Linked DNA regions of Homo sapiens: region 2 is linked to region 1. A link is a contact called in ENCODE Hi-C or POLR2A ChIA-PET data. All regions are on one chromosome and are shown on one strand. Each heading gives the region's core, a stretch centred on a gene start or an enhancer-like site at or near the end of the contact. The rest is flanking DNA. Distances are from core to core; before and after follow the strand shown. Region 1 holds the start of ZNF765-ZNF761 (ZNF765-ZNF761 readthrough). Region 2 holds the start of ZNF701 (zinc finger protein 701).

The links. Hi-C counts contacts between places; a loop is a spot of excess contacts on that map. ChIA-PET counts read pairs that join two places held with the same protein, here RNA polymerase II (POLR2A). Pooled maps may share reads with other maps.
Region 2: a loop to region 1 is called in a pooled map, with 5 times the contacts of the local background. The contact joins the promoter of ZNF701 here to the promoter of ZNF765-ZNF761 in region 1. A Hi-C loop is called at or near these places in 6 of 50 pooled maps. POLR2A ChIA-PET finds 5 or more read pairs at or near these places in 2 of 52 experiments (GM10248 and MCF 10A).

What each region holds. Positions count from the first base shown.
Region 1 is chr19:53,392,753-53,399,757 of GRCh38, reverse strand. It overlaps ZNF765-ZNF761 (ZNF765-ZNF761 readthrough), which reads right to left and starts at 4,609. Exons shown (of 13, transcript NM_001350496.2): 1 at 4,565-4,609; 2 at 1,728-1,815. It overlaps ZNF765 (zinc finger protein 765), which reads right to left and starts at 4,609. Exons shown (of 4, transcript NM_001040185.3): 1 at 4,565-4,609; 2 at 1,728-1,815. The coding sequence starts at 1,742. RefSeq lists a silencer at 4,540-4,739.
Region 2 is chr19:52,565,928-52,572,774 of GRCh38, reverse strand. ZNF701 (zinc finger protein 701) reads right to left here and starts at 2,488. Exons shown (of 4, transcript NM_018260.3): 1 at 2,445-2,488. It also overlaps a transcript of ZNF808 not described here. RefSeq lists enhancers at 1,451-2,059, 2,220-2,469, 3,279-3,888.

The DNA.
Region 1 (7,005 bases), core at 3,360-5,859:
AAACCCCGATGACCCTAGTTTACCTATGTAAGAAACCGGAACATATGGCCCCAAACGTAAAAATTTTTTTTTTTTTTTGAGATGGAGTCTTGATCTGTGCCCAGGCTGGGGTGCAGTGGCACAATCTCAGCTCACTGCAATGTCTGCTTCCCAGGTTCAAGTGATTCTCCTGCCTCAGCTTCCTGAATAGCTGGGATTAGGGGCACGTGCCATCACGCCAGGCTAATTTTTGTAAAAAAGTTATTTTTTTTTCAATTTATTGAATAATTTTTTCTAAAGTCTCATATGATGCAGAAATACATGTGTATGAGACTTGCTCTGACGCCTGGCACAGAACTGACAGTGGTGACTCCCCAGTGAGTTTGGAAGAAGGGTGGAGGATGTAACAGGGAAGGGAGATGCCTGATGGCAAAGGGTCTAAGCTGCAGCTTTGCTTGGAGTTTTACCACAAAACAAATATATTCACTATGTGATGTTTAAATAGAAAAATATATATTTTGGGGACTGTTGTGGGGTGGGGGAGGGGGGAGGGATAGCATTAGGAGATATACCTAATGCTAAATGATGAGTTAATGGGTGCAGCACACCAATATGGCACATGTATACATATGTAACTAACCTGCACATTGTGCACATGTACCCTAAAACTTAAAGTATAATAATAATTTTAAAAAAAAGAAAAATATATATTTAATAATAATCATTGGGGCTGGGCATGGTGGCTTATACCTGTAATCCCAGCACTCCAGGAGGCTGAGGCAGGCAGATCACCTGAAGTCAGTAGTTTGAGACCAGCCTGGCCAACATGGTGATACTCGTCACTAATAAAAATACAACAAAATTAGCTGGGCGTGGTGGTGCACACCTATAATCCCAGCTACTCGGGAGGCTGAGGCAGGAGAATCACTTGAACCCGGAAGGTGGAGGTTGCTGTGAGCCAAGATCATGCCACTGCACTTCAGCCTGGGCGACAAAGCAAGACTTCATATATGTGAAATATAATAATATTATCATAATATAATAGTACTGATAATAAAAATTATAACCAAAACACCTGTTTCACAAGCCTCTCCACAGGAACCCCACAGTCTCCATGAGCGTAATGTGCTAAGAATGGTTGAATGAATCTCCTGCTATTATTCAGGTTGATTTCCTATTCTTAAAATAAAGACGGAATAAAACATCTTGTATCATTCATGTCTGTGTATGAACTTTCCATTCTAATTAGTAAGATAGTTGGAGTCAGAAACACAGTAACTCACTCAATTACCTAAAAATGTAGTATAAAATCAGGCAGAAAAAATTGCTCCATATTGGTCACCTTTTCTAGAATTTACCACATACTTTGTGCACATGAATACATGACTTCCATTGGCAGTTGCTCTAATCCTGGTCTACAGAGAGCTGACAGAGCATCCAGATGTAGCCCCTGAACAATCCCTGCTGCCCAACAGCACTGACACCATGGGACCCTCACCCCATCTCCATCCATGTCTGGGTGTGAGCCCTTCCCAGGACCATGCCCAGTGCAGCCTCTTCCCAAGTTCATGTCACTGGATCATGGGAGATGGAATCTAAGCAAGATAAGAGGGAATGAAGGAAGGCATGGGTGAGTGCGAGCAAACCTGTCAGGCAAGATGCTTCAGACTCAGAGAAGATTCCAAACTCCAAGGTCAGCATTTCTGAAAAGAAGGAGACAGAACAATCCACCAAGAATATCATCTCACCTGAGGAAGAGCCATCCCTGACTCCTTTGCTTTCCTCTTCCTCTTCCAGGTTTCTTCCTCACATACCAAGAGTCTTTAGAAGTCAATCCTGAATGTTAGAAATATGTTGTTTATTGCTCAGAATCAACATATCCCCTCCCTGTAACACAACAACACATACAAAGGAGACCTCATCCTGAGGACATACGGTCCCCTATGCTGCCGACCACACCAGGGACAATAAACTCCTACAGGAAAACTCCCACTCCCCTCCCGGAGAAGCCCACACACACGCTGCAGCAGTGGGGAGCTGGGGTGGGATGAGCTCCCCTTTAGGGCACAGACCCAGGCCTGACCAAACCTCATGCAAAGGCTGGGTGCGGTGGCTCATGCCTGTCATCCCAGCACTCTGGGAGGCCGAGGTGCGTAGATCTCTTGAGCTCAGGTTTGAGACCAGCCTGGGCAACGTGGTGAAACCCCATCTCTACCAAAAGTACAAAAACTTAGCCAGGCATGGTTGTGCACGTCTGTGTGTCTGTGGTCCCAGTTACTTAGGAGGCTGAGGTGTGAGGATCGCTTGAGCTCAGGAGTTCGAGACCAGCCTGGCCAACATGGTGAAACCCTGTCTCTACTAAAAATTCAAAAATTGAGCCGGGCACACTTAAGTTTACACGCTTAACCGCATCATAAAGTTGCAAGCAGTACTTGGAATCATCACTAATGAAACAGCAAATGCATTAGACTTACTGGCCCAGCAAGCCACAAAAATGAGAAATGCCATCTACCAAAATAGATTAGCTTTCGACTACCTCCTAGCCTAGGAAGGAGGAGTATGTAGAAAGTTTAATCTAACTAATTGCTGCCTAGAAATCAATGACAATAGGAAGGCTGTTATAGAAGTAACTGCAAGAATAAAAAAATTATCCCATGTTCCAGTCCAGACTTAGACAAAGTAGACTCCCGAGTCCCTCTTTAGAGGCTGGTTTTCCTCCTTCAGTCGATTCAAAACCTTAACAGGAGTGGTTCTAGAAATACTAAGAATTGGTTTAATACTCCCTTACCTCACCTCTCCTTGTTAAGAACGTTCAATCAACTATAGAAGCAATTGTGACTAGGCAGACTACCACTCAGCTAATAGCTCCATATAAATATCAGCCTGTGCCTAAAGAAGAAAACCTGCTCTTTCATGAAGAATCCAGTAATAGTGGTGCTTTCTATTAAAACCTTATTTATAAAAAGCAGCAAAGGGAGAAAACTGAGGCAGAAATTTAAAAAATCAATATGCATTCATTCACTCCAAAAAACTAACAGGCAAGGCAAGGGTTAAAAAGAAAAGAAGAACAAGTTTTCCTCTGCCTAGCAAGCTCACTTCAAGGACAGTTATAAGATAACGCTTTTTGTGCAGCTGAAGCCAAAGGAATGAGCTCCAGAAAACCCCACTTTAGAACAAGAGTGAAGAAAAAAAAAGTCTGTATTTAGCTGTTCTTGTTTTTCTTTCAATGCAGCTACAAGACCACCAGCTATGCAAGGCCACAAGTTATGCTATGCTATAGATTATGTGACCAATCATTACATGATTAACTGCTTTTATTTTGCTTCTGTAAGCCTGCTTATAAAAACCCCACTCTGTCTTTGTTGAAATGCTCAGCTTTTTAGATGTAAATCCACTGAGCCGGTGCGTACCTTAAATAAACATCGTTCTGTCTCCCGCATACCGGTCTCTCTAGTACTTAGTTTCCCGCAACACCATCTCTGCGCCTCCTCTGCTCTCCCTGTTACATTCTCTCTTCCCTGTTATACCCTCATCCCCACTCTCTAGCACCCCAGATCCCCAGGTGTCCTCCCTGCTGTGCTTCTCCCTCTGTTCTCCTTGCCACCAGCACCACTCTGCTCTGTCTGCCCTGGCTCCAAATCCCTCCTCCTCTCCCTCACTCTGATGAGCCTCCCTCTTTGCTGTCCCTCTCCCTACCTTGCTCTCTGTCCTTCATCTCTCTGTACATCTACCTTTTCTCTACATTTCTCCAGTTGCTTTTCTCCTCCTTTTTTTTTTTTTCCCCCACATTTGCTGTGTCTGGCAAATCCCTCACCCATCCTCTACTTTGCCATCTGTTATGAGTCTTTTTTATTCTTCTTTTCTGTCTCAGGTTTTCTACTGCTCTACGTCTGTCTCCTGATCCCTTTAGCCTACACAAGCACCGGAGGCTTTGGATAAGACACAGGAGGGTTTGGAGCAAAACGCCTGCATCCCGGGGGAGCGCATTTTCCAGGGGCTGGAGCTGGGCAGGCAAGAACACCCCGTGTCACAGGACAGGCCCCGGGCACCTCCCTAACTCGGGCTCAGGGAAAGCAGTGACTGTGGAGGCGAACCTGGGGAGCAGTAGGGCCCGCAAAAGGAGGGAGGCGGCGGCGCCACGGCGCCTTAAGACAAGGGTGGGGTCTGCAGGATCCCAGGACCAGACAGAGGACGCGGCCTCCTTGGGGCTGGGGCCGCCGCGCTGCGTCCAGCTGCCAACGAGGGCGAGACTGGGAGGCGCTCAGGGAGGGAATTCACCTCTCGGGTGAGGACTTTAAAAAGCGCGGGACGGGAGGAGTCAGAAAAAGTTTCAGAGCAGGAAAACTACGTGATAGAAAGTGTATACATTGCCCTATAGCAGAAACACCCGGGACGGGACCAGCCTCAGGGGGACCTTAAACCCAAAAGGAAGCGACCCCCGGACTCTCACGGGGTCGTCTCAACTTGCTCTGGGTGAAGGAAGACGGCTGAGAATTTCCAGGTTAGTGGAGACCCCACGCCCCAGGTACAGAAGCGCCAGGGACCTGGGAAGCACAGACTTAATACAAAACAGAGCGAAACTCACCCGCGGCGGTGGGATAGTCACTCCACGCCGTCCGCTTCCGGGTCTGCGCGAAGCTGCGCGCGCAGGAAAGAAGCCAGGCCTGGGCGGGACCCGCGAGGAGGTGGGCGGGCTTGGGCGAGGTAGGGGCGGGGCAGAGAGACTTTACCCTTTAGAACCGACAGAGGGCGGGGCTGTGGCGGGACCTGTGAGTCTCTCAGCCTGGCTCCCAGGGCCTCAGTTTTCGGGTTTTGGAGGCGAGACCGGCCAGGAAGGCTGAGGCATGATTCAAAAGCCCTGGAATTGTCTGGAACGGGGATGCAAACTGGAATGTAAAATGCAAAGCCCTGCCTGGATGGAACGTACGATTTCATGCTGACAGCCCACAAAACAGAATAGAAATCCTCTCCCTTTCCAGTCTCCATTCACTTGGGAGGGAGAGTCCACCCTGTGCTCAGCTGCAGAGACTTCCCTAGGGCCACCGCCTGGGATGTGGGACGGAATGCTCAGGCCAGCGAGGAGTGAGGTCACCACCTTCTGGATAAACACAGCAGGGATGTGGGCGCGGGCGCGGGAGACTGAGGTCCCAGCTACTCAGGAAGCAGCGGCGGGAGGATTGCTGAGCCTGGGGGTCCAGGCCAGCCTGGGCGACAATGTAACACCCCCTCCCGCAGGGCTCCCTTCCTCGTCACTCTCTCTTTTTTTTCCTTTTTTTTTAAACGTTTTAAAATAAGAGTTTGATTGTGTGAGATAGGGATCTAACAGTATTCTTTTCCATGTGGATATCCAGTTAGTTGCCTCAGCACATTTTTGGAAGAGATTTATTCCTTTATTTATTTACTTATTTCTTTTGTTTTGAGACAGAGTATTTCTCTGTCGCCCAGGCTAGAGTGCCGTGATGGGATCTCGGCTCACTGCAGCCTCTGCCTCCTGGGTTTCAGCGATTCCCCTGCCTCAGCCTCCAGAGTATCTGCAATTACAGGCGCGTGCCACCATGCCCGGCTAATTTTTGTATTTTTGTAGACGAGTTTCACCATGTTGGCCAGTGTGGTCTCAAACTCTTGACTTTAAGGGATCCACCTGCCTGGGCCTCCTCAAAGTGCTGGGATCACAGGCGGGAGCCACCGCGCCTGGCCAAATACTTTTTACTTCACTTTCTAATTGTTAAGAAAATACAATTGAAAACGAAACAAAAAAATCTTCCCCCAAATGACAAAACATCTCCATGACGATAATAGAGAAAGAAATAAACACCATTTTATTAATAAGTAAGCCTTAGACCAGAATGTGATGGGAAATAGAGGCAAAGAGCTAAGAGGTTGAAAAAAGAGAAAGACACTTCACAGTTCTATACAACCCATTAAGTACATGTTTTCAAGATAAACACTAATCAGTCCTCAGGGAAAAGGACTTGACAACACCCTTGGTCACACATAGTTCATCCTGGCTCTAGTTGGTAATGGAGGTGACCATCTGTGTCAGCTAATTAGCTTCATGCAGAGGGAGGGGGAGAAACACTAACCCATGTCTTTTTGACAAGTGTGAGTTTTACAACATGGCTACAGGTGCCCTCTCTGGTGAGGCTCCTACAATGTGACAGAAACTGATGTCAGCAGTAAATAATAACATTTAGAATTTATGATTAAGTATAGAGTTTATCTGAACACAAAGCATGAGGATAGCCACCGGCAAACATCAACTCCTAATGAATGGGATCAACGTTCCCAAGTAGAGACGTTAAGGTTTCACACACAGGGAAAGACAGAGAAGTTTTAGGAGAATCAACACATTTTCCATTCAAGACCAGTGCATAGGTTGCAGCAAGTTGATTGGTGACGGAGTCATACACTTCAAGGAAGGTTATGTTATCACTCCATAAAAAGGGACAATGATCCCAGGAGGCCTTATCTCTGGGGCTGCTTAGTCTTCCTAGTTATTTACAGGAGAACTCTTTTCCTGTAAATAAGGGCAAGACTCGCCCAGGCTGGAGTGCAGTGGGGCGATCTCGGCTCACTGCAACCTCCACCTCTTGGATTCAAGCAGTTCTCCTGCCTCAGCCTCCCAAGTAGCTGGGATTACAGGCACACGCCACCATGCCTGTCTAATTTTTTGTTTGTTTGTTTGAGACAGAGTCTCGCTCTGTTGCCTAGGCTGGAGTGCAGTGACACGATCTCACCTGCTCACTGCAACCTCCACCTCCCGGGTTCAAGCGATTCTCCTGGCCCAGCCGCTAAATTTTGTATTTTTAGTAGTGACAGGGTTTCGCCATGTTGGGCAGGCTGGTCTCAAACTCCTGACCTTGTGATCCGCCCGCCTCAGCCTTCCAAAATGCTGGGATTACAGGCGTGAGCCACCGCGCCTCGCCTTTTGTTTTGCATTTTTAGTAGAGAGTGGGTTTTACCATGTTGGCCAGGCTGGTTCCGAACTTCTGACCTCAAGTGATCTGCCCGCCTTGACCTCCCAAT
Region 2 (6,847 bases), core at 1,239-3,738, 820 kb after region 1:
GCCCTGGACACAGGGCTGTGGAGTGACAGTGAGGAGTTGGGCTTTTGTCCTGGGGAACACAGGAAGCCCATGGAGGGTTCCCTGCCAGGGACTGACATGATCTGCTTTAGATTTAGCTGTGACATCCTCAGAACGGGGACATTTTCACCGAGTCACGCTGAGAAGGTCTGAGATGAGTGAAAAGATGTAACGGAATTCTTACATGGTGGCCTGGAAGGGATAAAGGAAAGGGTTGGCCTTATCAAAACTATCCTTGAAAATTAGAGAAGCCTCTTTCACATACCTGGGATAAAGAAACTTCCTTTGCAAGTTCTGATGCCACTGATTCCCAACATTTAATTCTTCCTCACAAGAAAATTACAGTAACATTTATAAAATGCAGATGTACAAAGACACAGCTAGTTACCTTCAAAACAGGGAGGCTGAGTGCGGTGGCTCACACCTGTAATCCCAGCACTTTGGGAGGCCGAGGCAGGCGGATCACCTGATGTCGGGAGTTCGAGACCATCCTGACCAACATGGAGAAACCCCATCTCTACTAAAAATACAAAAATTATCTAGATGTTGTGGCACTTGCCTGTAATTCCAGCTACTCAGGAAGGCCGAGGCAGGACAATCGCTTAAAACCGGGAGGTAAAGGTGGTGGTGAGTAGGCCGGGCTCGGTGGCTCATGCCTATAATCCCAGCACTTTGGGAAGCCGAGGTGGGCAGATCACCTGAGGTCAGGAGTTCAAGACCAACCTGACCAATATGGAGAAACCCCATCTCTACTAAAAATACAAAATTAGCCTGGTGTGGTGGCACATGCCTGTAATCCCAGCTACTAGGGAGGCTGAGGCAGGAGACTCGCTTGAACTCGGGAGGTGGAGGTTGCAGTGAGCCGAGATCGCACCATTGCACTCCAGCACGGGCAACAAGAGCGAAACTCCGTCTCAAAAAAAAAACCAAAAAGGGTTGCGGTGACCCAAGATCACACCATTGCACTCCAGCCTGGGCAACAAGAGCGAAAGTGCATCTCAAAACAAACAAGCAAACAAACAAACAAAAAGCAGGGAAAGAGGGTCAGCTGTAGAACTAAGACATAAGCAAACTTTTTCAATCAAGAATGCTTGGGTGGCCAGGTGCGGTGGCTCACGCCTGTAATTCCAACACTTTGGGAGGTCGAGGCGGGTGGATCACCTGAGGTCAGGAGTTCGAGACCAGCCTGGCCAACATGGTGAAACCCCGTCTCTACTAAAAATACAAAAATTACCTGGGCTCCATCCTCACGTCTTATTTAATCTCTTGTTGCTCCTTCTCCCCAATTCTTCGATCGTCCTCAATCTCCATATATTTCCGCCTCTTATCCCATCTCTGCATCTCTGCCGCTCTCCCTGTTAAATTCTCTCTTCTCTGTTTTACCCCCCGTCCCCACTCTCTAGCACCCCAGATCCCCAGGCGTCCTCCCTGCTGTGGTTCTCCCTCTGTTCTCCTTGCCACCAGCACCACTCTGCTCTGTCTGCCCTGGCTCCAAATTCCTCCTCTCTCTCTCTCTCTCTCTCACTCTGATGAGCCTCCCTCTTTGCTGCCCCTCTCTACCTTGCTGTCTGTCCTTCATCTCTCTGTACATCTAGCTTTTCTCTACATTTCTCCAGTTGCTTTTCTCCTCCTGCTTTCTTATCTTTTTTTTTTCACTTTTGCTGTCTCTTGGCAAATCCCTCACCCATCCTCTACTTTGCCATCTGTTATGGGTCTTTCTCATTCTTCTTTTCTCTGTCTCAGGTTTTCTACTACTCTCTGTCTCCTGATCTCTTTAGCCCACACAATCACAGGAGGGTTTGAAGTAAGACGCCTGCATCCCAGAGAGGCTCATTTTTCAGGGGTTGGAGCTAGGCAGGCAAGAACACACCGTGTCACAGGACTGGCCCCTGGCACCTCCCCAACGCTGGCTCAAGGAAAGTGGTGACTGCTAAGGGGAGACTTGGGGTGCAGCAAGGCCCAGCATGAGGCGGGAGGTGGGGTGCGACGACGCCTTCGGTGGGGTCCACAAGATCCCAGCACCAGGCAGAGAACTCGGCCTCCCTGAGACTGGGATCGCGACGTTTGCGCTTCAGGCGCCTAAAGGTTGAGACTGGGAGGCGCCCAGGCGGAAATACACATCTCGGGTGAGGACTTTGAAAAGCGCGGGGAGGGAGGAGTTAAAAAACGGTTTTGAGCACAGAAACTACGCGATAGGAAGTGTATACAGCGCCCTGTAGCAGAAAGACTGGAGACGGGAACAGCCTCAGGGCGACTTTAAACACAAAAGGAAGCGACTTCCGGATTCCCAGGGGAACGTCTGCATTTGCTCTGGTTGAAGGAAGATGGGCGAGAATTTACAGGTCTGTGGTGACCCCACGTCCCAGGTACGGAAGTGCCGGGGATATGGGGAGTGCAGACTTAATACAACACAGAGCAAAACTCACCGCCGCGGTGCGACCTTCACTCCACGGGATCCGCTTCCTGGTCTGCGCGGATGTGTGCGCACAGGACTAAAGCCAGGCCTGGGTGGAGCCAACGAGAAGGTGGGCGGGGCCTGATCGAGGTAGAGGCGGGGCCCCAGGCGGAGAGACCTTGCCCTTTAGAACCGGCAGAGGGCGGGGCCGGGGCGGGACCTGTGCGTCTCTCAGCCTCGCTCCCAGCGACTCTATTTTTCGGGCTTTGGAGGCGAGAGCGGTCAGGAAGGCTGAAGCACGATTCGAAAGCCCTGGAATTGTCTGGAACGGGGATGCAAACAAGAATGTAAAATGCAAAGCCCTGCCTGGGCGGAACGTACAATTTCATGCTGACGGCCCACAGAACAGAACAGAAATCCTCTCCCTTTCTATTCTCCATTCACTCAGGAGGGAGAGTCCACCCTGTGCTCAGCTTCAGAGACTTCCCTAGGGCCTCCGCCTGGGATGCGCGACGGAGTGTTCAGGCCAGGGAGGAGTGAAGTCACCACCTACTGCTTAAACATAGCAGGAATGCGGCCAGGTGGGCGGGAGCCTGAGGGCCAGAGGCGGGAGGATCACTGAGCCTGGGGGTCCAGGCCAGCCTGGGCGACAAAGTAACACACCCTCCCGCAGGGCTCCCCTCATCGTCTCTTTTAATTTTTAAAATAAAATTTTGATTGTGTGAGATAGGGATACAACATTATTCTTTTCCATGTGGATATCCAGTTAATTGTCCCAGCACATTTGTGGAAGAGATCTATTACTTTCTTTTTTTTCTTTTCTTTTTTTTTTTAAGACGGAGTATTTCTCTGTCGCTCAGGCTGGAGTGCAGTGGTGACATCTCGGCTCACTGCAGCCTCTGCCTCCTGGGTTGAAGCGATTCTCCTGCCTCAGCCTCCGGAATAGCTGGCATTACAGGCACAGGCCACCATGCCCGGCTAATTTTTGTATTTTGGGTAGAGACGGGGTTTCACCATGTTGGCCAGGCTGGTCTCGAACTCCTGACTTCAAGTGATCCGCCTGCCTCGGCCTCCTGAAATGCTGGGATTACAGGCGTGAACCACTGTGCCTGGCCCAAGAAATACTCTTCACTTCGCTCTTAAATGTTGAGAAAATACAATTGAAAACTAAAAAAATCTTCCCCTAAATGAGAAATCATCTTCACGACGATAACAGAGAAAGAAATAAAAACTATTTTATTAATAAATAGGCCTTAGACCAGCATGTGATGGGAAATAGAGGACAGTTGAGAGGTTGAAAAGAGAGAAAGAAACTTCACTGTTCTATACAACCCAAATACATGTTTTCAAGATAAACACTGATCAGTCCTCAGGGAAGAGGACTTGACAACACCCTTGGTCACACATAATTCATCCTGGCTCTACTTGGTAATGGAGGTGACCATCTGTGTCAGCTAACTAGCATCATCCTGAGGGAGGGGGAGAAACCCTAACCCATGTATTTTTGGCAAGTGTGAGTTTTACAGCATGGCGGACAGGTGCCCTCTCTGGTGAGGCTCCTACAATCCAACAGAAACTGATGTCAGCAGTAAATAATGAAATTTAGAATACATTATTAATTATAGAGTTTATTTGGACACAAAGCATGAGAATAGCCACCTGGAAACCTCAACTCCAAATGAATGGGGTCAGCGTTCCCAAGTAGAGACATTAACATTTCACACACACAAGGAAATACAGAGAAGCTTTCCCAGAACCACCACATTTTCCATTCAAGTCCAGTGCATAGGCTGCGGCAGCTTGACTGGTGATGGAGTGATACACTTCAAGGAAGGTTACATTATCACTCCATAAGAAGGGACAATGATGCCAGGAGGTCTTATCTCTGGGGCTGCTTAGTTTTCCTAATTATTTACACGAAAACTTTTTAAAATTGATATTAGGAAACTAAATTGTATAGCACATTTTGTTTTGTTTTGTTTTGTTTTGGGAAGGCGTCCTGCTCTGTCGCCCAGGCTGGAATGCAGTGATGTGATCTCGGCTCACTACGACCTCCACGTCCTGGGTTCAAGCAGTTCTCCTGCCTCAGCCTCCCAAATAGCTGAAAATACAGGCGTGCGCCACCATGCCCGGCTAATGGCTTTGTATTTTCAGTAGAGACGGGGTTTCCCCATGTTGGCCAGGCTGGTTTCTAATTCCTGACGTCAGGCGATCCGCCCGCCTCAGCCTCCCAGAGTGCTGGGATTACAGGCCTGAGCCTGCATGCCTGGCCAGGAAAACTTGTAGAAGTTGCGCCTGCATGCCACCGGACTCAGGTTGCATGACCACGTTCCTCTCAAGGTTCCGAATTATTTAAAAGTCTGTAGCTTTAAATTTGAAATAGCTGATGTTTGAAATATTTAATTTCCTACTGACTTACAGGTACTATCTCCCTTGTTGCTTGCCTTTCAAGAAGAGATTCTAAGTCCTTCAGAAGTACATCTCTGGGTTATTATGCTGAAAAAAGGTTTAATTACTTTCTAAAATATTCTACTTCAGGCCGGGCGCGGTGGCTCAAGCCTGTAATCCCAGCCCTTTGGTAGGCTGAGGACGGCGGATGGCCTGAGGTCGGGAGTTCGAGACCAGCCTGACCAATATAGAGAAACCCCGTCTCTACTACAAATATAAAAATTAGCCTGGAGTGGTGGCATGAGCCTGTAGTCCCAGCTACTCCGGAGGCTGAGGCAGGAGAATCGCTTGAGCCCAGAAAATGGAAGCTGTGGTGAGCCATGATCATGACATTGTACTCCAGCCCAGGGAACTAGAGTGAAACTCAGTCTCAAAAACAAAATAATAATAATAATAATAATAATAATAATAATAATAATAATAATAAAAAATACAGCTGGACAAGGTGTCTCAAGCCTGAGCGAGACTCCGTCTTAAAAAAAAAAAGAAAAAAAAAAGAAAACTACCAGTTACACAGTAGGGCGACCTCAAAAACAAAGGGAACTGCCTTCTCTTAAAGTTTCTCTTACATAGGTGCTTAGGTAAAAACTAAGGTATGTCTACCTGCCAGTGGGCTGACAGTGTAACAAAACTTATTACTTTGTTGATTTAAAGCTATCCTTGGCCGGTTGCATTGGCTCCCGCCTGTAATTCTGGCACTTTGGAAGGCCGACGTGGGGGCATCACCTGAGATCAGGGGTTCGAGACCAGCCTTGCGAACGTGATGAAACCCCGTCTCTACTGAAAATTCAACGATTAGCCGGGGGTGGTGGTGCATGCCTGTAATCCTAGCTACTCAGGAGGCTGAGGCAGGAGAATCGCTTGAACCCGGAAGGTGGAAGTTGCAATGAGCCGAGATTGTCCTATTGCACTCCAGCCTGGATGACAAAAGTGAAGCTCCATCAAAAAAAAAAAAACACCTATCCTTGGTATTTTAGTGTGCAAGTACGTGAAAGCATGACTGTAATTAGCTTAGAAGCATACATTGTCATGGGATATTGGGTCATCTGGACATTGTGTTTATGTAGGAGTTTGTCCTTGCAGGTATGATTAAGCTGCTTTTCTTAACTGTAAACATCTTAAGACCATGAGTCATGCGTGAGCAGTAAGGAATGTATGTTGCTAGTTTTAATGGACTTGAACTTTGTCACCCTAGCTCCCCTAGGATCCTGTTTAACAGTTTATCCACTTATGCACCAGAGTCCTAAGCACAATTATGGAGACACCATCCTTTTGTAATGTATCTGACAGACTGAGCTTCTGCCCCAAGAACATAGTAATAGCAATACTAAGTGAAATATTATAAAGTTTTGTGTATCTATGTAATTATCTATTATTTGCGTTTTAAATTAGCTAAAGTTATATAGAATGGGTTTTTATTTCAATCTAATACTAGAAATATATCTTTTGGCCCAGCATAGTGGCGCATACCTGTAATCTCAGCACTTTGGGAGGCTGAGGCAGGTGGATCACCTGAGGTCAGGAATTCAAGACCAGCCTGACTAACATAATGAAACCCAGTCTCTACTAAATACAAAAGAATTAGCCGGGCATGGTGATGCATGCCTGTAATCTGAGCTACTTGGGGTGCTGAGACAGGAGAATCCGTAGTACCTGGGAGGCAGAGGTTTCAGTGATCCGAGATCGCACCATTGCACTCCAGCCTGGGCAACAAGATTGAAACTCCGTCTCAAAAAACAAAACAAAACAAACTATATATATATATATAAAATCTTTCACAAATGGACTCTAATCCCACAAAGTTGTAAAGCATTTCCCTATGGTGAATAAATATGAAGGAGTTGAGATTTTGGAACTGATTTGTGCTTTCCATTATACTCATTTTTTCCTTATTCTATCTTGATCTTTTCTGTGTTCATGAGCTTGTGATCCAAAAGTATCTACTAGGTCTCAATGAATTTAGAAATCTATTTTGCCAAGGTTAAA